Regions from separate parts of the Homo sapiens genome. Here region 1 is linked to region 2. Evidence: read pairs that join two places in POLR2A ChIA-PET (ENCODE). Cell type or tissue: PC-9. All regions are shown on one strand. Each heading gives the region's core, and the rest is flanking DNA. Links, peaks and the distances in the headings are about the cores only.

What was found. Peaks named below come from ENCODE experiments on the same cell type or tissue, not always from the same donor. Only the 100,000 strongest peaks of a DNase experiment are listed, where the experiment ranks them.
Region 1: POLR2A ChIA-PET joins it to region 2 with 12 read pairs; 2 of 35 experiments call an interaction of 5 or more read pairs at or near these places.

What each region holds. Positions count from the first base shown.
Region 1 is chr6:53,535,679-53,543,678 of GRCh38, forward strand. All of the region lies in intron 1 of GCLC (glutamate-cysteine ligase catalytic subunit), which reads right to left. Among named protein-coding and RNA genes, the nearest start is that of GCLC, 5.4 kb to the right of the region's middle. RefSeq lists an enhancer at 6,531-7,168. In PC-9, for the core only: no CTCF peak of the experiment used is centred there; no DNase peak of the experiment used is centred there; H3K4me3 peaks cover 4,736 bases; H3K27ac peaks cover 1,835 bases.
Region 2 is chr6:52,547,538-52,560,539 of GRCh38, forward strand. All of the region lies in intron 1 of TRAM2 (translocation associated membrane protein 2), which reads right to left. Among named protein-coding and RNA genes, the nearest start is that of TRAM2, 23 kb to the right of the region's middle. RefSeq lists an enhancer at 4,680-4,849. In PC-9, for the core only: no CTCF peak of the experiment used is centred there; a DNase peak (open chromatin) is centred at 4,084.

The DNA of each region.
Region 1 (8,000 bases), core at 1-8,000, 990 kb after region 2:
AAGATACACACATGACAAATCGGCACATAAAAAGATACTCAACATCACTGATCTTCAGGAAAATGCAATTTAAAAATACAACAACGTACCACCACACTCCTATTAGAGTAGCTAAAATTAAAGAGACTGCCCATACCGGTGTTAACAAGAATGTGGATGAACTGAACTGGCATACTCTGCTAGTGAGAATGCAAAATGGTATAACCACCCTGGAAAAGTTTGGTATTATAGTTTCCTTAAAAAGTTAACAACACGCTACTCCTAGGGTAATAAGATGAAGAAAAGCATTAGTCCATACATACAAACTTGTATGTTAATGTTCATATAATTTTTTTATAATAGTGAAAAACTGAATGCAACACAAATGGTGAATGTATAAACAAACTGGTATAACCATGGAATGAAATATTACTCAGCGACGAAAAGGAATGAACTACTGACACATGTAACAACATGGATGGATCTCAAAATATTTATGTAGACTCTAAGAAGGCAGACCAAAAGAGGATATGCTGGATGATTTCCTAGGTATATGAAACTAGATATCAAATGCAAACTATGATTTCTTAAATATGAAAATCTAGAAAATGCAAACTACAGAAAGCAAATCAGCTGCATGGGATGGCCAGAGGAAGAAATTACCAAAGGGGCATGATGACATTTTTGGAGATAATGAATATACTTATTATCAGAGGTGATTTTATGATGTATACATATATCAAAACTTACCAAATTGTACATTTTAAATATGTGCAGTTAACTTTATGTTAATTATAACTCAATAAAGCTGTTAAAATGTTTTTTTAAAAACACCTGATTATATCATGAAATGTAGAAACAGAGTACTAATTAGCAAGCTCGTTAGGATATGGTCTTTCCAGTAATACCAGCAATATCAGTAATGCTTCATATACAGTTTTCTAACTTTAAGAATATATTCAGATGCCTTGACAGTATGTAAAAATGTTCAGAAACATAAATAGTGATGTTAGAGGCTCAATTAATATTGTGACATCTTTTCTGAACATACAGAGTCTTACTGAATGTTACTCAGGTTTATGCTTCAAAATGAAACTACAGACAGTACCAATCAATGAGTACATCTGCTAATACCATACTTCTAGACAGTAGGGTCTTAACATGGAGGAATTCAACCATGATATGGTAGGTCACAGTAACTGATAAGTCTTAAAAGATTTTTTCTGTAGGAGATAGGTATAGAAGACTAATACACTTTTTTTCGATTCTACTTTTCTCATGCTTTTAAAGTACAACATAACCTCTACTTTTTGAGAACTAGACAAAGACTTCTACAAGCTGGCTAAACCTATTCACTGCATTTACAACACTAAACTGCACAATAACCTTCACATACTATCCAATGGTATTTCTCACCTTTCCTCCTTTGTTACACTGTTCTTTTGACCATAATGCCTTCCTTTCTCCCCTTCATCTAATTAATGACCACACACTCTTTAAGGCAGTTTCTCAAAGGTGGTGTCTGAAGGAAAACCAGAATCAACTGAAGTGCTCTCCCCCTCTCTCTCTAGCATACACGCATGCACACACGTGCAAAGGGCACAAGGGAACTTCTGGGGGTGGGTAGGGGTTAACGGACAATAAATGCTGTTGAATCAATGTCCAGTGACAGCTAAAAAAGATAGAGAGATGCGACAACTTTGCTTTTTGTGTTACAGAATACGCTATGACCTATAGAAGGAACCTGAATCTTTGTAATGCCTATTAAGAAATAATTAATTTGTGCTCTATATCTTATTTTAAGAAGCCTAGCCTGAGCCTGTGTCAATGCGTTTTTGAAGCGCAACTTAGAAATACGATCTAAACAGCTTGAGCCTGGGAGGCTGCGGCTGCAGCACACTGTGATGGTGTCACTGCACTCTAGCCTGGGTGACAGAGCAAGAAAGACCCTGTCTCAAAATAAATAAATAAATAAATAAATACATAAATACATAATATTAAAAAAAAGAAAAGAAATACAATAAAAAATTACTGTTAATGGAATATAATTGTATCTGAACAAGCAAGTTTCAGTTAACTGTAAAAAAAAACCAAAAAACCCTACATATGTGGAATGTTTCATTCCTCAATGACCACAGCTATTTAAATAAGATATACTGGATGTTTTAAATTTTCTAAGTAAATGGTTTAGGCTATTTGTGAGATTTTACTTAACAGGCTAGGCACCTGCAAACCACCTCACTAATATTACCCCATTTAATCTCAATAACCCTGCAAGGAAGGTAGTATTGTCCTCATTTAATAGATGACAAAATTGAAGTTGGGAGAGTAAGCAACTTGCCCAAAGCTATAGAGAACCTTCAATTTGACTCAAATAATTGTGTTTTTGTCCATTCTAAATTTATCACTCAAGACTGTATTTTTAAATAGGATCATACACTTATTCATTAATAAGCTAGGCATTTTCTTTTTTCTTTCCTTTTTTTTTTTTTTTTTTTTTTTTTTTAAAGAGATGGGGTCCCACTTGGTCATCCAGGCCAAAGTGCAGTAGTGGCATGATCCCAGCTCACTGCAGCCATGAACTCCTGGGCTCCAGTGATCCTTCCACCTCAGCCTCCCAAGTAGCTGGGATTACAGGCACAAGCCACCATGCCTGGCAAGCTATGCATTTTCTTTTTTTTTTTTTTGAGATGCAGTCTCGCTCTGCCGCCCAGGCTGGAGTGCAGTGGCGCGATCTAGGCTCACTGCAAGATCCGCCTCCCGGGTTCACGCCATTCTCCTGCCTCAGCCTCCCGAGTAGCTGGGACTACAGGTGCTCGCCACCACACCTGGCTAATTTTTTCTTTTGTATTTTTAGTAGAGACAAGGTTTCACCATGTTAGCCAAGATGGTCTTGATCTCCTGACCTTGTGATCTGCCTGCCTCGGCCTCCCAGCTATGCATTTTCTAAATAGTCACTTCAGCATTCTGAACCTAGCATAGGCAAATTGGAAGTTCAAACTCAATGGATGATATATCAGCCCTTAATAAATCTCATCTCTGTTTTACACATAAGAACATGCTCATAAAGATTAAAGATACATTGCATTTTCCTCTCAAAGTTCACATGGACTTTTCTGCTAACTAGAGGACAATTTACCTTCTTGCCTTCAAGAGCCACTGCACTGGGTTACAAACTTAGAAGTAAAAGTTTAGTTTTAAATGTTGTTTTCTGACCCTCTACAACCTATACAGTTTGAAATCTGTAAAAAGAAATTCAATGAAATTTATGATTGTAAATAACCCAAAACCTGGTATAATGTTTAAGGACTGGACCTGGAGTCAGACAGATTTCAATGCTGATGATATGTCTGCCACTAAGTAGCTGAAAAGGTCTGGCAGGCAGCTAACACTGGAGTCATCAGAAAAAATCAAGTCATATTTGTTACATTTACATCATAGATTTCCCAGATCTGTCTTTTAATGTGCATATCTAAGTTACAAACAAAACCCATATCTGAAAAGCTGCATGTGAACTGTGCAGAAGGGCTTACTTGTTTGTATTCTCAGCAGGCAACAGGGCACCCAGGAATATCCCCCTTACCTCTCCTCATCCTGGGGCAAAATAGGTATCTCCCTGGAACCTAAGAGTTGGAACTTCTGTTTCCCACAGAAGCAGCACAGTAAATGGTGGCTAGAGTTAGGACCTGTCATATTAAAGGTGAAACAGGCATCTGTAGGCTGATCTTGGAGCTTCTCACAGGAAAATACCTGAGTTCCAAAAAGCCAGCATACACGCACCTCTGTAAGACAATCCACTTCAGCCTTGGATGAGAACACAAACTGAACCCCAAATCCAAGGTTCTTTCTGGTGTGAAGAGACAAACACTATCCTAGTAAGTAGAGCTGAGCATTTCTAAAGTGGCAGCCTCTCCTTCCAACCATACCTATGGCGCGTTTTAAGTTCATTTTTGTCTTTTTTTTAATCCAAGTCCATGGCTCTATAAGTGCAACAGTAAGCAAAAAAAGCAGCATTTTGATATGATGCCCATAAAGCCCAACATATCACATCCAAAACACCACTTTCTGTCCTGCGGGCCATTCTTCATCTCCACGTGGCACACCATCCACCACACCCACTTTTATCTACCACACACACTTTTATCTGCGCAGCCTGTTTCTCAGTTATTTCTCAAGGCTTCTGCACACAAACAAGCTCTCTTGCATCTGAGCCACTAGGCTTCTGACCTGTCTTCACACTTCTATTCAGAATGTGTACCAGTGAGCTCCTACTATGTGCAAAGATTAGTGCTAACCTGTTCTTTTTCACGAGGCTCACCTCATTGAATAAATAAATCTGAGACTGTGGCCTTCAAACTCTTCAACTGTGAACCATAGTAAGAAATAATTTACATGCAATCCAATGCACAAGCCTACCCTTCACACACCTCCTCAGAAGATAACTCAGAAGTTTTACATAATATTCTTACTATGGTATGATAAATTAATATTCTTCACCCTATTCCATTTAATATTTTAAAAAGTCCTGTTGGCAAAGAGATATTAGCACTCCAATGTTCATCGAAGTTATTCACAATAGCCAAGATGTAGAGACAACTAAACGTTCACTGACAGAAGAATGAAGAAAATGTGGTACATACAAGCAATGGAATATTATTCAGCCTCAAAAAAGAAAAAAAAAAAGAAAATCCTACAGTATGGGACAATTTAGATGACCCTTGAGGACATTATGTTAAGTGAAATACATCGGTCACAGAAGGACAAATACTGCTTAATTCTACTTATATCAAGTACTAAAGTAGTCAAACTCATAGAATCAGAAAGCAGAATTGTTGCCAGGAGCTAGGTGGAGGGGAAAATTGAGGAACTGCTAATCGGTGAGCATGGTTTCAATTATGCAAGATAAACTAGTTCTAGAGATCTGTAAAACATTGCCCCTGTAGTTAACAATACTATATTTGTGCACTTAAAAATCTGTTAAGGAGGTAGAGCTCATGTTAAGTGTCTTGCCACACACACACACACACACACACACACACACACACACAAAAGTCCTGGTTGGAATCTTCTAAATGTATGTCAACCCACTACTGAATCATGACCTGCAGTCTGAAAAATAATGCTCTTACAAAAGGGTGATTAGATTCACATGATGATGCCGCTAGAGGAATGGTTACAGGCATCAGCAAATACTTAGGCATGATGAGACCCTCCCATCCTCACCCCACAAAAAAAAGTCACACCTTCTCTCTGCATATAAGAGATGTAGAGAGGTGGCCAGGCACACTGGCTCATGCCTGTAATCCCAGCACTTTGGGAGGCCAAGGCAGGTGGATCACCTGAGGTCAGGAGTTCGAGACCAGCCTGGCCAACATGGTGAAACCCCGATTCTACTAAAAATACAAAAATTAGCCGGGCATGGTGTTGGGTGCCTTATAATCCTAGCTACTCAGGAGGCTGAGGCAGGAGAATCACTTGAACTCTGGGAGGCGGAGGTTGCGGTGAGCCGAGATCACGTCATGCACTCCAGCCTGGGTGACAAGAGCGAGACTCCGTCTCAAAAAAAAGAAAAAAAGAAATGTAGAGAGGTACCACAATGGAGAATTAGTATCTGCATCCCAGATCAAGGGCGGGAGGTAGAACAAGCGCGGGGGAGACCAAGGTTTCACTGAAGTGCCATGGCAGGAGGAAAAAGTAGAGTGGGGCTTCTTTTTCTTTAATCACCTAGGCAGTCTTCACAATCTTAATTCTTTCCTTTGTGTCGGGCAACTGTCAACACTTCAGGGCAGGAATGTTATTCTTCTCAAAAATTCTATACTCCACCCAGAGACATAACTGAAGCAAATTTAAAATAATAAAAAATGAGCAGCGGGTTATGCTTTTCTTCTAAGATGAGTTTTCCACCTCAGTTTGTTTACTCCCCACTCCAAAAGACATTAATATGTTAGTAGGGTGGGGGGGCGGTGGGGGAACAAAGGAACTTGTGGAAAACAAAATAGTCTAGGGAAACAGAAAGGATAGATCATAAAACAGTAAAATGCTGGTAAAAGCAGCATTTCAAATGAGGTTTAAAAAATCAATTTATAGCTTTGTATTTAATTTATGACAGAGTATTTGGAACAAGAAATGTGAAGGTATAGTCTTAACAGTCACTAAAGAAAGTTTTCAGTGAACATCATTTACACATTTTAAGGTAAGAGCAGTGTTATCAAATCTTTTTTTGGGGTAGGGGGCTAGGGTCTCACTGTCACCCAGACTAGAGTGCAGTTGAACAATCACGGCTCACTGCAGCCTCAAACTCCCAGGCTTAAGCGATCCTTCTATCTCAGCCTCCCGAGTAGTTGGGGCCACAGGCACATGCCACTAATTTTTTATTTTTGGTAGAGATGGGGTCTCGCTATATTGCCCAGGCTGGCCTTCAACTCCTGGGCTCAAGCAATCCTCCTGCCTGGGCCTTCCAAAGTGTTGGGATTACGGGCCACCACGCCCAGCCATTATTAGAGTCTTAATACAATACCAAAGTCTAATTCTCCACAGATCTGCTCAGCGTAATTTTTTCAAGAAGTGTTATGACCTGGCTGAAATGCTGGGTCCAATTTTCTCTCCTTTATAGATGCATAATACAAGTTTGCATTATGGCCACTCTTTTCCAAGCCCCTTGATCTTTTGGAGTGGGAAGGAGGTAAACCTATTGCAAATCTCTCCATGAAAGCCTGTTAAAGCAGAGACACGTACTTCAAGGCTCTACTCTTCAGCTCTTCCCACTTCAATTTACCCAACAACTACAAAAGTTACTTAAAATAGGTAGTTCTAAATGCTCTTCCTGCCAACAGGAGAGGCCTTTTTTAAAAGGGTAAGATTAAGGATTCCTGGAGTGTCTTGCAGGAATACACCAAATGGGACAAAGATGGATAAGGGGTGGTGGGGGGTGGGGTGTTGTCTCCAGAAGGAGTTGCTGAGCTCCAACTGTGCTGCAAATTTCCTGTTGATGTAGTTCTACCTGGGACAATGACTACCAAAGACTTGAACTGCCTGTCTTTGTAGAGAGACCTAGTTAAATGTCAAAAGCAGCACAGGGCCCGGCACATTGGCTCATGCCTGTAATCCCAGCACTTTGGGAAGCCGAGGCGGGTGAAAAGTCAGGAGTTTGAGATCACCCTGACCAACATGGTGAAACCCTATCTCTACTAAAAATACAAAAATTAGCTGGGCGTGGTGGCAGGCACCTGTAATCCCAGCTACTCAGGAGGCTGAGGCAGGAGAATTGCTTGAACCCGGGAGGCTGAGGTTGCAGTGAGCCGAGATCACACCATTGCACTCCAGCCTGGGCGACAGAGCAAGATTCTGTCTCAAAAAAAAAGAGCAGCACAAAAAAATGTCAAACTTTGAACTGCTCTACAATGACTAGTTACCATACAGTGGGAACTTGAAATAGTAGTTCATTCACTCATTCATGCCACAAGGACCTGATGCCAACTACACCAGGCACAAGGCTGGGCTCTAGGAAAACAGAGGTGAACAAGCATAATGTCCCTGCCCAATTTCGTCTTACATTTTCCTGTGACACACAATACAAAAATGAATATACAAAATGGCAGATGCTGTAAAGAAACTATGAACTTTACAGTAAAACTGAAGAATCATCACCAAAACACATGCTGTGCTTTTTCTGTTCAAAGAAGTGTGACAAACCACTTTTTGTAGAAATGTGAATTACTAGTCATCATACTTTCCTAATTTAAAACAGCACAATTTCTTCAGCTGTAGGAGGTAGAATCCCAATCTTAGAAAAAAAAAAAAAACTAACTTTTTGAAAGGAGATATTCTGCACTGGTGTAACAGCACGTCAGCACTTAGGCCAAGATTGATAACAACACTGGCCAAAAGATAAACAATTTACACAGGTGGCAAGCCATCTAAGGCAAAAGCTAAAAACAAAAACAGAGATGGACTTCTCAAGAAGTCATTTAATGTGTACTGCATACACACGTAATTTTCAAAAACAGAAAGGGAAGGCACAA
Region 2 (13,002 bases), core at 92-8,091:
CTTCCTCCACTATATTCGCAAAGGGGCTGGGAAATTTTCTGCTATTTAATCAATTCTTTTGAACCGATGCTACACTGCCACTCTCAGCAGCTGTGACTTTACTTTCATTCATTTCTCTAGAGGGACAGGCAGGGCCACCTAGATGGATTTACAAGGGATGACTGTTCTGCACGTTCCCAGGGGGAGAACTGTCAGGGTGCCAAAGGGGTGGAGGGCCACGGGAGGCCTCCGGTCTCCTCTCAGCCTGTCAGCCTTTATTGCGTCGGCTGGACTGACAGAGTTCAGAATCAGAACCCACAGATATGCAGATAAGCACCTGGCCATGGGCCAGGATCCATATTCACACTCTACAGCCACAGTGACTGCTGCCATAACCATGGGGCAATTCCAGATCTGACAATGGCCACACAGGGTTTTCTAAACAGATATGTCATGGAAAGCATTAGAAGTATGGTGTGTTTGTGTGCTTATGTTCATGTGCACAAAGCTGGCTGGTAAGGCACTTTCACACCCTAGTAATATGTCTTTGTTTAGCACTGTCCCTACAAAACAAAATATAAACATTTTTAAAAATCAATTCTTCAATCACAAAATATTGAGCACATGCTCTGGGCAAGGCACAATGCTACTGGAGATGAAAGCAATTACGAGACCCGCTTCCTTCTCTCAAAGGCTCAGGACCAGAATCCAGAGTCAGGCTATACATCTATCTACTCCAACTCCATTATCACGAAGACGATAAAACCAACCACTCTTCTTTGAATATTTACTGCAAGCCAGGCAAGGTAAAGGCATTTTACACAATCACATCAAATAATCCTCAGCAACCCTGCAAGGAGCGACAATGACATCTAACGTGTGAGATCTTATGAAATGCCAGGCACTGTGCTAAACGCCAAACAGGATTACCTCATCTAACCTCCAACTCTATAAGGAACTGCTACATTACTACTATTCACTGAACTTCTATCACCTGCCAGGAACTGCTCTGAACACTTACAGAAATGATCTCACTTAATGCTCCCAGAGGCCCTAATGTGCAGAAAAGTGAGGCCCAAAAAGCTTAAGCAACACGCCCCAAGGCACACAGTTAATAAGCCCCAGAAGCGGGACTAGAATCCAAGATCCATCTGACCGTGACATCTGGACTGTTAATCACCATGCTACCTGAACGATGTGCCTAAGATCTAATGATCAAAATGAGACCTTGATGCATAAAGGGTTCATTTTAAGACAAGAGATGTCATAGATCAGGACAGCGTTAGGCAAAGGGCAAGTGGAAGCTCCTTTGCTTTCTCCAGGGCAAAGACCATGTCTTTATTTATCTCCATACCCACAGTGTTCTTGGCACAAAGGAGAGACCCAAAAAACATCTGTTAGTGCCCTGGGTTTGGAGATTTCTGGACCTTCTCTGAGAAGATTTCTGCGAGGCGGTGATTTGAGCCAGAAACATGTACAGAAAGTGGATAAAAGGGGGCAGGTGAGGGTTAGAACAGAATCATGATGGCACTGAGAAAGGACTGGAGAAGGCCTAGAGATACAATGGTTTAGCTTAGGATAGTCATAACGGCTTTACGGGGGCTGTCCACCGTGTGGTCCAACTTCAGATCTCAGCTGTGCCCATTTGTTTCAAATGAACTAGTCTAAAATGGAAGAAACGATATCTGGCCCTCAGACCCCTTAAAGCTTTCCTTCCCTTCCTTCCCTCCTTCCCTCCCTTCCCTCCTTCCCTCCCTCCCTCCCTTCCTTCCAAAAGCTGCCCAAAATCAACTGTCTGTCTCCTGAGTTCATCAGTGGGGATACCATCTATTCCAGCATGGTGCGCATTTCAAAGCTTTGCTTCCCACAATGATTCAAGCCAAGATAAAGAAATGATTGTCTCCCTCAAAGTATAAAGGAGGCAACATCGTAACATAAAATTTGAAAGTCTCTTCAGCCACAAAACTCTAAAAAACCATCTCATATTTCATAATTAAACAATTAAATTTCATCAGTTACCTAACAAATACGGGAGTCCAAGCTCCTGCATGTGAAACAGTCAAGAAAGCCATTTCCTGTTGGATACAGATACTCAAAGACTAGTAGTAATTAGACACGGTGATTAGAATTCCATTTATGCTGCACCAGAAACTCCTCTTGGTCCCTGAGGGCTAGGGTGCAAATCACTGGGGCAAGAGAAGGAAATGGGTTTAAGTGGTGCTTGAGTATTATCTGAACCAGCCAAAAGATGGAAGTGGAAGCATTTAATGCGCCATCACTTTAAGAAGCAATGGTGATTCTAAATCTCACCAGAAATCAGGGCAAGAGTAGCTTAAAGTTAGATGTGTTGCACTATTTGGCTTATTACAATCAGGAAACGTCTGTCCAAAAGTCCTATTCTCAGAGATGGTAGTATTTCAGGGACATCAGTTTAGCTTTGCCACCCTTTGATTGCCTGTTGTCATATATGAGGTAGGAGTCAAACAGAAGGCAGAATAGCATCTGTAAGTTCTACTGGGCTGCACAATGCTCCATCCTACCCTGTGTCCCAGAACAGACAGCTTCACCTTTATGGAGTACTTCAGTGGGCTTCCGATGGAATCTGCAGAACATGAGAGAGCATGAAAGGGGTATTCATCACCTGGCTCCTTTCCTGCTGGACAGTTCTGGCAGTCACTGCAACCCTCCACCAAAACTCCAGCCCCTCCCCTTCAACCACAGCTCTCAATGGTATTTCCTCTCTCCCTTCCTTCTTAGTTCTAGATCCATGCTATCCTCAGCCCCTTCAAGCTTAGGGATAGCTCCCCACGTTCGCAAGCCTTAGAATGCTTTACTGTTCCTTATCTGTTTCCCCTGAGCCAGTCCACGCCCTTGTTAATAGTGCCTACATAACCATTCCTCAATTACCCCACCTGTTTCCTGTTGGGACTCTGACTGATGGAGATATGCTACTCAAATAAAAGAATACTAACACCATATGATAATAATTAACCTCATCAACGTAACTGCTGGCAATGGGACACTATTTTTATTTTTTATTTTTATTTTTTTTGCGACAGGGTTTCACTCCCGTCATCCAGACTGGAGTGCAGTGGCAAGATCTTAGTTCACTGCAGCCTCTGCCTCCCAGGCTCACGTGATTCTCCTGCCTCAGCCTCCCGAATAGCTAGGATTACAGGAATGCACCACCACACCCGGCTAATTTTTGTACTTTTAGTAGAGATGGGGTTTCATCATGTTGGCCAGGCTGTTCTTGAACTCCTGGCCTCAAGAGATCCACCTGCCTTGGCCTCCCACCTGCCTTGGCCTCCCAAAGTGCTGGGATTACAGGAGTGTGCCACCATGCCCAACCGAATAGGACACTTTAAACCAGCAAAATTATCCTCCACACACATCCTGGTACTACCCCTCATGAAACGCATGGGAGGCAGACAAATCGCCACTCTTTATGGGCCATCTAATTTCCAAAGGACCAACAGTGTTGATAACCCACTTCAGAAATGGTTTTCTTTAGGCATGACACCCTGGGACTGGCTTCTCACAAACTCAGATCAAGATAAACCACTGTGGTGGACGAACAGTTTCCTGCCTGAGTTTTTCAAGGGGGCCTTTACTGAGGCAGGAGGAGGTGAATATAGGATTTTGAGGACACCACTGGCCTCAGGCTGCAGTGACAAATATGAGTCCTGGCTTCATGAACACTCGATCACATAGCTTTATTATTTTGGAAAAACATATCCGTTATGAATGGGGACTGGCTCTACACTAACCAATAATGTCTCCTAATTAATATCTGATCTGTTTCAGCCCGGAAGGCAAAGGATCTTTTACCTTTATGTGCTCAGAGTGCCACACAGGGTTGCTTGGATGTAGGGATTACGCTGCTAGTCCCTAGCCATTTACCTCCCTTTCACAAAGGGATTCTTTCTAACGTTTTCAGGATAGAGCAGCAACTGGAGTGAGGGTGGGCATGCAGGGGAGGGTGAATGAGGGAGGAGAGAAAGTCTGCAAACAAACGGGCCACTTATCTCCAGGAGTCTTTCTACCTTTTCCTACAGCTGAGTAGCTTGGGGGCAGGTTGTCTGCCAAGCTTCCCTGGCCCGTGTAAACACTCTGGCACCAGCTGGGGTTTGGAATCTGCTGAGTCTCTGCCAGCTGGCAACCTGGAGATGGGTCAGATTAAAGGAATGCATAATGAAGAAGTGGGTGGGAGACAGAGGCTGTATTTACACAGAGGGGGTCTGCAGGGGTCAGTACGGCGCTAGCCAAAGGGGCCTCTGGAAGTGGAAAAATAGGAAGGGAAGAGGAAGGGGTTTCAATGTGCCCAAGCACCATGCCCCACCCAACTGGCCCAAGACTGTTATGTTCATTTATTTTTTTCCTTTTAAAAACTGACTTCTTTGTCCCCTTCTCAGTCCCCCACAGCATCTCCCAAGCCAATTACACACAGCCCTTTGAAAGGTTTGCAGCTGGCCGCTCGAGAAGGCTCAGCGTGATCAGACAACACGGACACTTGATCTTCTGAGATCCCAATTTGGGAACGTTAACACGGAAACCCTAGCCACGTGCTGACAAGCAGGCCCTGGGCCACATTCTGCCCCAGACTGAGCCCTGGCAAGAGGAGAGGGCACAGATAGCCAGCAGTCTCAGGCAGCCATCCTGGCTTCCAGCCTTAAAGAGAGCGAGATTCCAGGCTCCTCCCCCATGCAAAGCCCAGGGGGCACGGATGCAGAGAGGACAGCCCTGGGACAGGACCAACAGGCTCCCCAGCCCTTTCACTACCCCGAGGAGGCAACGAAGACAAGAACAGACTGAAATCTGTTGGGTACTTGGTGGCCACACCTGCTAGGAAGGCCACCTGCAGCTCTACTGAAGCCCATGCAAATAGGTAAAGCTCAAATGGCTGTACATATATTACTAAGAGGAAGCAGAAGGGAGAAAAGTGCAGTGAGGAGGCAAGAGACCTGTTCCCTGACAGCTCAGCCACAAACCCGACGGGCTGCTTCCAGCTGCTCCCATCCACCTCACTGGGCCTCAGAGTTCTCATGTTTTAAGGGTGTTCTCTGAAGTCCCTTTGTATCCACGGATTCTTCCCCATGCTTCTGTGACACGGCTTCACTTCCAGGCTCCCAGTGCAAGCCTCAGCTCTTCTTGCTTTCTTGGAAATCTCTGCTGTAGCAGCCACTTCTATTCCGGCGACACTCAGATCTACTTTTCCTGCTGAAATCTTTCTCCCCAGGATGGGAGGTGGGAGGCTGCATCTTTACCTACATAGTGCATGATTAACTCCCGTTCAACATGCCAAACCTGGTGCCCAGGAGAAAGCTCTATACTTGCCTATGTCCCAGGCTGCAGTCAAAGACTCCCCACCTTTCCTTATAGCCCCTTGTTGGCTTTTTCCTTTACTATTTTATTAAATCCATCATTTCTACTCCCAATGCTGCTAAGAGCTTCATATTCTCATTTGCCACCAGCCTGTAGGAGAGACTTCTAACTGGATCCTCAGCCTCAAGACTCAAAACCCCTTCCTCCCCTCCCACTATCCATAGCTAGAATAGCCAGGCATATACACACAAACATACACGCACACACCACAGCCCCTCCATTGCCTTCTGCTGCTTAAAGGATAATGTCTAACTCTTTAATCTGGCATTCCTAATCCTCCCTGCCTCTCCACATTTGATTATCACAACTTTCCAAACTAATATGATAGTCCTGGATGTCCTAAAGGATATATTAAGGATATTATTCCATTAAATACTCTCCAAGATCAACAAATGTATTTGGTAGAGAAATATGTAACTCATTAATACTATATGAAGGCTCTGACAAGTCCTGCAATAAAGAAACAGTAAAGAAACAGCCTAGCATTTCCCAGGGCAATCTGGCCCAGGAACCCTTGTGTAGCAGCATGTGTAGTAGCCGCTTTCTTTGATTCTCTGAATGTCCTTTCTTGCCTGCACTCCAGCCATCTGCTCTGCCTTCCATTTGTTCATCTGCCTTGGCTTTCCTTTGAGAGCCTGCTCCAGCCTCACCTCCTCCTTCCTCCTCCCCATTCTACCATCACTCCTCTTGGCTGCTTCCTCCTCACACCTGAAGCACTCACTGCCTGTACCTCTTTGTTGAGAGATAGTAGAGCACAATAGTTAAGAGCCCAGATTTTGGATTCAGAAAGACCTGTGTCAAAATCCCAATTCTGCCCTCACTAACTCTGAAATGGAGTTGTTCAGTTGCTTGGTGTAGACAGAGATAGAATCCATAAAGAGGACTATGGAGGGGACTAGTGGGATTAGAAGGTCAAATGTAGCACAAGGCCTAGCACATCACAGGTATTCAATAAATAACAATTAGTCATTCTTCCTCTTGTTTTTTATCATTGCTTTGTCATTTATCATTTTCTGGGTTCTCCTGCCCCTACCCTTTGCATAAATCAAGCTTAACAAATACGTGCTGATAAGCCACCAGCAGCAACAGCTCCATCTTCCATGGGACAGCAGGAAGACACCCCAACCTGCCAGCCCTGAGCACACCATCCGCCCCAGCACACCATCTGCCCCAGCCTACCAGCCCTGAGCAAGAGGCTCTCCCAGGCAATCAAGTCCTAGAACTTCACAGAACCCCTCAATGTTACCACCCAGCCCTGTCCCCACCGCCTGTTTGCTTACTGCACCCCTGGGAAGGGATGCGGAGGCAGGGCATCCCACTTTGGTTTTGAAAACCAAAGTGGGCCAGGCGCGGTGACTCCCACCTCTAATCCCAGCACTTTGGGAAGTAGAGGCAGATGGATCACCTGAGGTCAGGAGTTCGAGACCAGCCTGGCCAACATGGTGAAAACCTGTCTCTACTAAAAATACAAAATTAGGCGTGGTGGTGCGTGTCTGTAATCCCAGCTACTCGGGTGGCTGAGGCAAGAGAATCGCTTGAATCCAGGAGGCAGAGGTTGCAGTGAGCAGATATCATGTCACTGCACTCCAGCCTGGGCAACAGAGTGAGACCCCATCTCAAAAAAAAAAAAAAAAAAAGAAAGAAAGAAAACCAAAGTGAACAGATCTCACCCAAACCCAAAAGCTGACTGGGTAACTTATTTCCACAGCCTCTCAATGGGGCAGCAATGGGCTACTGTGTTGGGGTTTAAATTTTTCAAATTTTCACCATTTCAACAACCATTTCACCAAAGGCCATTTCATCCATGTGCCTTGTGTAGTTAATGTCTAGAAGTAAGAAGTTACATTTCCACTTAGAGTCAATCCTTTTTTTTTTTTTTTTTTAACAGAGGGTCTTGCTCTGTGGGCCAGGCTGGAGTGCAGTGGGGTGCAACCACAGCTCACCACAGCCTCAACCTCCCAGCCTCAAATGATCCTCCTACCTCAGCCTCTTCAGTAGCTGAGGTACACGCCACCATGCCGAGGCTGGTCTCGAACTCCTGGCCTCAAGGGATCCTCCTGCCTCAGCCTCCCGAAGTGCTGAGATAACAAGTGTGAGCCACTGTGCCTGGCCAACTTCTAGTCAATCCTGACTTGAGTTTTTCTTGATGCTTTTGTATCCTTCTCTGACTGGTCTAATACCCTCACTTTCACCTTCTGAGTCACTGTTCAAAAGGCTTCTGAAAAGTAACACTTTGATTTATGTTAGATGGGAATGGTATCTGTAAGATCCAGGGTGCGGGCTTCTCTTTCCAGCATCCCTTGGCTGTCAAGCCCCCTCCTCCTGCCCTCTTCGCTCTCCCACTTCCACCCCCACCCTCCACCTGTGCCCTGGCTTCTACCCCCAACCCACCACCTCTCCCCCAGCAGCAGGCTTATCACTAATCCAAACTTTCTATTTTTCCATTCCCAAAACAAAACCACTTTAACATTGCCTTTTTCTGATCATCAAAATAATATGCATTTCATTAAAACAAATATATATATATGAATAGACAGATATAAGCGTGGAGAAAAAAAGTAAAATTACTTGAAATCCTACGACAGAGAAAAACACTGGTGCTATTTTGATGATCATCCTTACAGGTATTTTTCTATAAAAATAAAACACATCCAAACGTTTACAGAAAAAGGCCCACACCAATATGGTATTCTGTAAGCTGCTTTTAAAAAAACCATAACCATATGTTTTGGACATCATTCTATGACACTGCATACAGATTTATGTCACCATTTTAAATTGATCTAACCAATCCCTTACTGGTAGGCATTTAGGACAACCTCATCTTTAAAAAATGCTAACATCTCAAAATATTTGGATATACTATTGAGTGGGAAAAAAATCAGAATTCAGCCTGTGCATTCTTATTACAACCATAAAAAATCATAGTGTCCAGGCACAAAAACAGAGTAAAAATTAAGTCAATTTTTTAAAGTGGAAGAGCTATAGGAGATCTGCTTATAAAAGTGGTATTTACACAGAAAAGAAAGTCCTTCAACAAAAACAACATGTAAAACGCAAAATCTCTGTTATTTTTAAACATGTTATGATGGTTAGGTCACGCCTCAGTATAAAATATTTCAAGCAGCTGATCTCCATTTAATTTAACCTCATAGTTTTCTTCCCAGTGGGAGAGGGAGACAGCACTAAGCAGTGCTGAAGCCATATGATCTTTGAGAAGGGACAAGGTGAGGGGTAATTCTGGAGCTTGTGGCTCTTGGGGGAGGGCATTCATGGGCAGAGCCGGGGGCTGGGGGCTCAGGCACGCAGGGAGAAGTGGGGCTCAGAGGTCACCGAGAAGCCCTCCGCAAACCCACTCAATCTGTACTTTTTGTTTTGTTTGGCTTTTTTTTTTTTTGAGACAAAGTCTTGCTGTCTCGCCCAGACTGGAGTGCAGTGGCACAATCTCAGCTCACTGAAACCTACACCTCCCGGGTTCAAGTGATTCTCCTGTCTCAGCCTCCCAAGTAGCTGGAAGTACAGGCATGTGCCACAACACCCAGCTAATTTGTTGTATTTTTAGTAGAGATGGGGTTTCACCATGTTGGCCAGCCTGGTCTCAAACCCCTGACCTCAAGTGATCCACTCGCCTTGCCCCCACAGAGTGTTGGGATTACAGGCATAAGTCACTGTGCCTGGCCCAATCTGTAAATTTCTTAACAGTCTTCGTGGGTCAGGCAGCAATGTTTGAGTGTAAAAGGTATAGGCCAGGCACAGTGGCTCATGCCTGTAATCCCAGCTCTTTGGGAGGCTAAGACAGGCAGATCACTTGAGGTCAGGAGTTTGAGACCGGCCTGGCCAACATGGCAAAACCCCATCTCTACTAAAAATACAAAAATTAGCTGGGTGTGATGGTGCATGCCTGTAGTCCCAGCTACTCGGGAGGCCGAGGCAGGGGAATTGCTTGAACCCAGGAGGCGGAGGTTGCAGTGAGCCAATATCGTGCCACTGCACTTCAGCCTGGATGACAGAGTGAGACTCCATCTCAAAAAAAAAAAAAAAAATCATTTTGGGAGGCCGAGGTGGGCAGATCACCTGAGGTCAGGAGTTCGAGACCACCCTGGCCAACATGGCAAAACCCTGTCTCTACTAAAAATACAAAAGTTAGCCAGTGTGGTGGCGGGCACCTGTAATCCCAACTACTTAGGAGGCTGAGGCAGGAGAATCGCATGGGCCTGGGAGGCGGAGGCTGCAGTGAGCCAAGATCACACCGTTGCACTCCAGCCTGGGAGACAAAGCAAAACTCTGTCTCAAAAAAAAAAGATATGTCTGGTGAGGAACGGATGCACCAGGATGTACAGACTGTACATAACCTATAATATGAAAATTAGAGGCACATAAAATGGCTGCTTAATGACAGAGACAATACTCATGGAATTAATTAATTAATATTCAGGTACTCTGAACAAATACATTGAGTCCTTACTGTATATCAGGTTCTATAAGGATGCCATGCATGCATTATTCACTTATTTGGTCCTTTCAAAAACTCACTGAAGTAGGTACAAGAATTTTCAACCCCATTTTACTGACAAGGAAACGGCCACAGTTAAGTAACTTCATCATGTTATCTAGTTAAGTACAGGAGTCGGTAAAGAATCAGACAATCTAAATCAAAGCCTGCACTCACCACGCATGCATAACACCGTATTTATAAGCCCCATGTGACATGGCAATGAGAAATGGAGAATCAGGGTGTATGTCCTGATAAGGCAACTGAGCCTCAAATCTGCAGCCTATTTTTCCAGGGAAGAAGAGCCTGTGAGTTAATCATCATAATAAACCTTTTCCAAAAGGAGCTCTATATACTATATAAGAATGCCCTATCTTTCACTTTCAAGAGGTCTCCATGGAAATGAACAAAATCAAATGTGACCTGGAGCCAGTTCTCTGCAATCTGTTTAGTTTTACACATACCCCTAATCTGGGACTTCGGCCACGTCACCATGGCCATTTTTTAGACACAAAATGAAGAAAAGGCACTTAGGAGTAATCACAGAAGTCACTCCTAGAGGAAGCTGAGCTTGCAAGCTGAAGGACAGTATATTTAGCTTAAATATGATGACTGGAAAGTCTAGGATACTATATTTGGGCAAACTGTTGATTTGGGGTTTGGTGAAGTTCTGGTTTTGGCAGCAGCGCCCTTCTCCTGCCCTACCCCCACCTCAGGCCACGTGGGCTCAGCTATAGAGCACAGCTCTCGCACAAGCAAAACCTGCAGACTTGGCCTCCCCGGGGTTCTGGGGAGCAGAGAAATTCCTTCAGGGATTGACAGGGTGAGAAACTACTTGCAATCAGCAAGTAGCCAAACCGGATGCCAGAAGAGAAGGAGCCCGGGAGCACCAGGTGGGAGCAGGCCCAAAAGCCCCCCACGTCCAGTCCCATAAGGAGTACCTCACCACTCTGGCCATCCTGAACTGTAACCACTGGTTTTCCTATCTGTCTTCCCCATTAGACTGAGCAGGGAGTGTATCTTGATAATCTCAGAGCAGCTGCTCAATAACTGTGGAATGAACTGAAGAGTTCTGGAGATTGGTTGCACAATGTGGATGTGCTTAACACTACTTAACGGCACACTTAAAAATGGTTAAGATGGCAGATTTAATGTTACATGTATTTTACATAATTTTTAAGAAAACACAATAGTGACACTATTACAGCAAACAAAAGGTAATAGCACTTGGATCCTTCTAACACTCACTGTATGAAATCTGGTAGCGTGTAGGTGGAGTAATTTGAGTTTAGGAAGTATGGGAGGGTTAATTAGGTGACCTCCCATACACCCTGTTAATGGTGAATCATGATTTGCTGCAACAAAAAGTCACAGAGCAATGGCAAATACGATCCCTCTATTAGGCTTTTCCATGTGTCCTAAAGAAGGAAGATTCAGAAAAATGTGTCAGTGGCTAGAGATGTGGCCCCAAACCCAACCACGAAATCACACACCATTAATTCCAACAAATATTTTTCCTCACACCCTTCTAGCCTCAGACCTTGGAGCTGGCACTCTTATTTATTAACAGAGAGAGAGAGAAATGGAAAGCTGTTCAAGAACCTGTGCCTTCCTTATAGGACAAGAAGATGGCATTTCACAAAGTGGGATCTGTGGAATGTTACTATACACTACTTGGAAAGAGATGATCACAGACTTGAGAAATGGTGGATGGTACTTTAGTAAGTTTATATGCTCTGTGAATCTCCAAGAAAGGGGGCATGGTAGAAAGAGTTCTGCACACTTCTCTGGCCCAGAACCCCCAGCCCCCACTGTCATCCCCAGGGGTTTCAACAGCTTGGACTCCACATCAGGAAAGATCAGTGTAACAGACGCGACGGATTACTTGGAATATCCTGAGTTCAGATCCTGGCTCACCAATTTACTAGCTGTATCATCTAGGGCGAGTGACTTGAATTATCTTGGCCTCCATCTCCTTCTCTTTAAAATAGAGTAAAGGACTCAGGCTGTGAAGTCAGACACACGGACCTTGAATTGTGGCTCTGGCATTGATGAGCAACGAGAGTCCTTAGTCTTTCTAAACTTCAGTTCACTCATCTGTAAAAAGGGAGGCACCACAGTATCTGCCACACAGGCTGATTGTGGGGGCTGAATGACAGAATACAGGTAGAGTGCTTTTTACAAGACTGAGCACAAAGCAGGTAGTAAATACAGAAGACACGCTTGTTATCTTTGATTCTATAAACTGTGAAGTGCTCTATAAATGCTACCTATTCTTTAAGGCCCAAGTCAAGTCCCATTCTTCATGAAGATTCCCTGATTGCTAGAACCTAAACACTCTCTCACCTCTGGGCTTACCCCATTTTTAAACTATGTTCACAACAAATGTATCTGCACTGAATCATATGCCAATATGTGGTATTATATCCTACATTACTATCTAGTGGTTCAGACATAATTCTTATCTCAAGTTTTTTTTTCCCCCAAAACAGAATTGTGGGAAGTTAACTGAATTTAAAAGCAATACACACCTACTGTAAGAAAATTTTAACAAAGAAACATATAGGCCGGGTGCGGTGGCTCATGCCTGTAATCCTAACACTTTGGGAAGCCGAGGCAGGTGGATCACCTGAGGTCAGGAGTTCCAGACCAGCCTGGCCAATGTGGTGAAACCCCGTCTCTATTAAAAATACAAAAAAATTAGCTGGGTGTGGTGGTGGGCGCCTGTAATCCCAGCTACTTCGGGAGGCTGAGGCAGGAGAATGACTTGAACCTGGGAGGCGAAGGAGGTTGCAGTGAGCCGAGATCATGCCATTGCACTCCAGCCTGAGTGACAAGAGCGAAACTGTCTCAAATAAAAAAAAAAAAAGAGAGAGAGAGAAACATATAAAGTTGAAAGCTGAAGTCTTCCATAAACTATCTCCTAGAGAGATACCAATGTTGACAGTCTGCTGTGTATGATCTTTCCAGGTGTTGCCTGTGCATATATAAACATAAAGTTTCTTTAATTAAAATAGGCTCATCCTATACATACTAATTTGTAATCTATTTTTTTTGTCAGATATCAGTCCATGTCAACACAGAAAGATTGATCTCATCCTCTTTTAAACAGCTAGAGTATTCCATTGTATGGCTATACCACAATT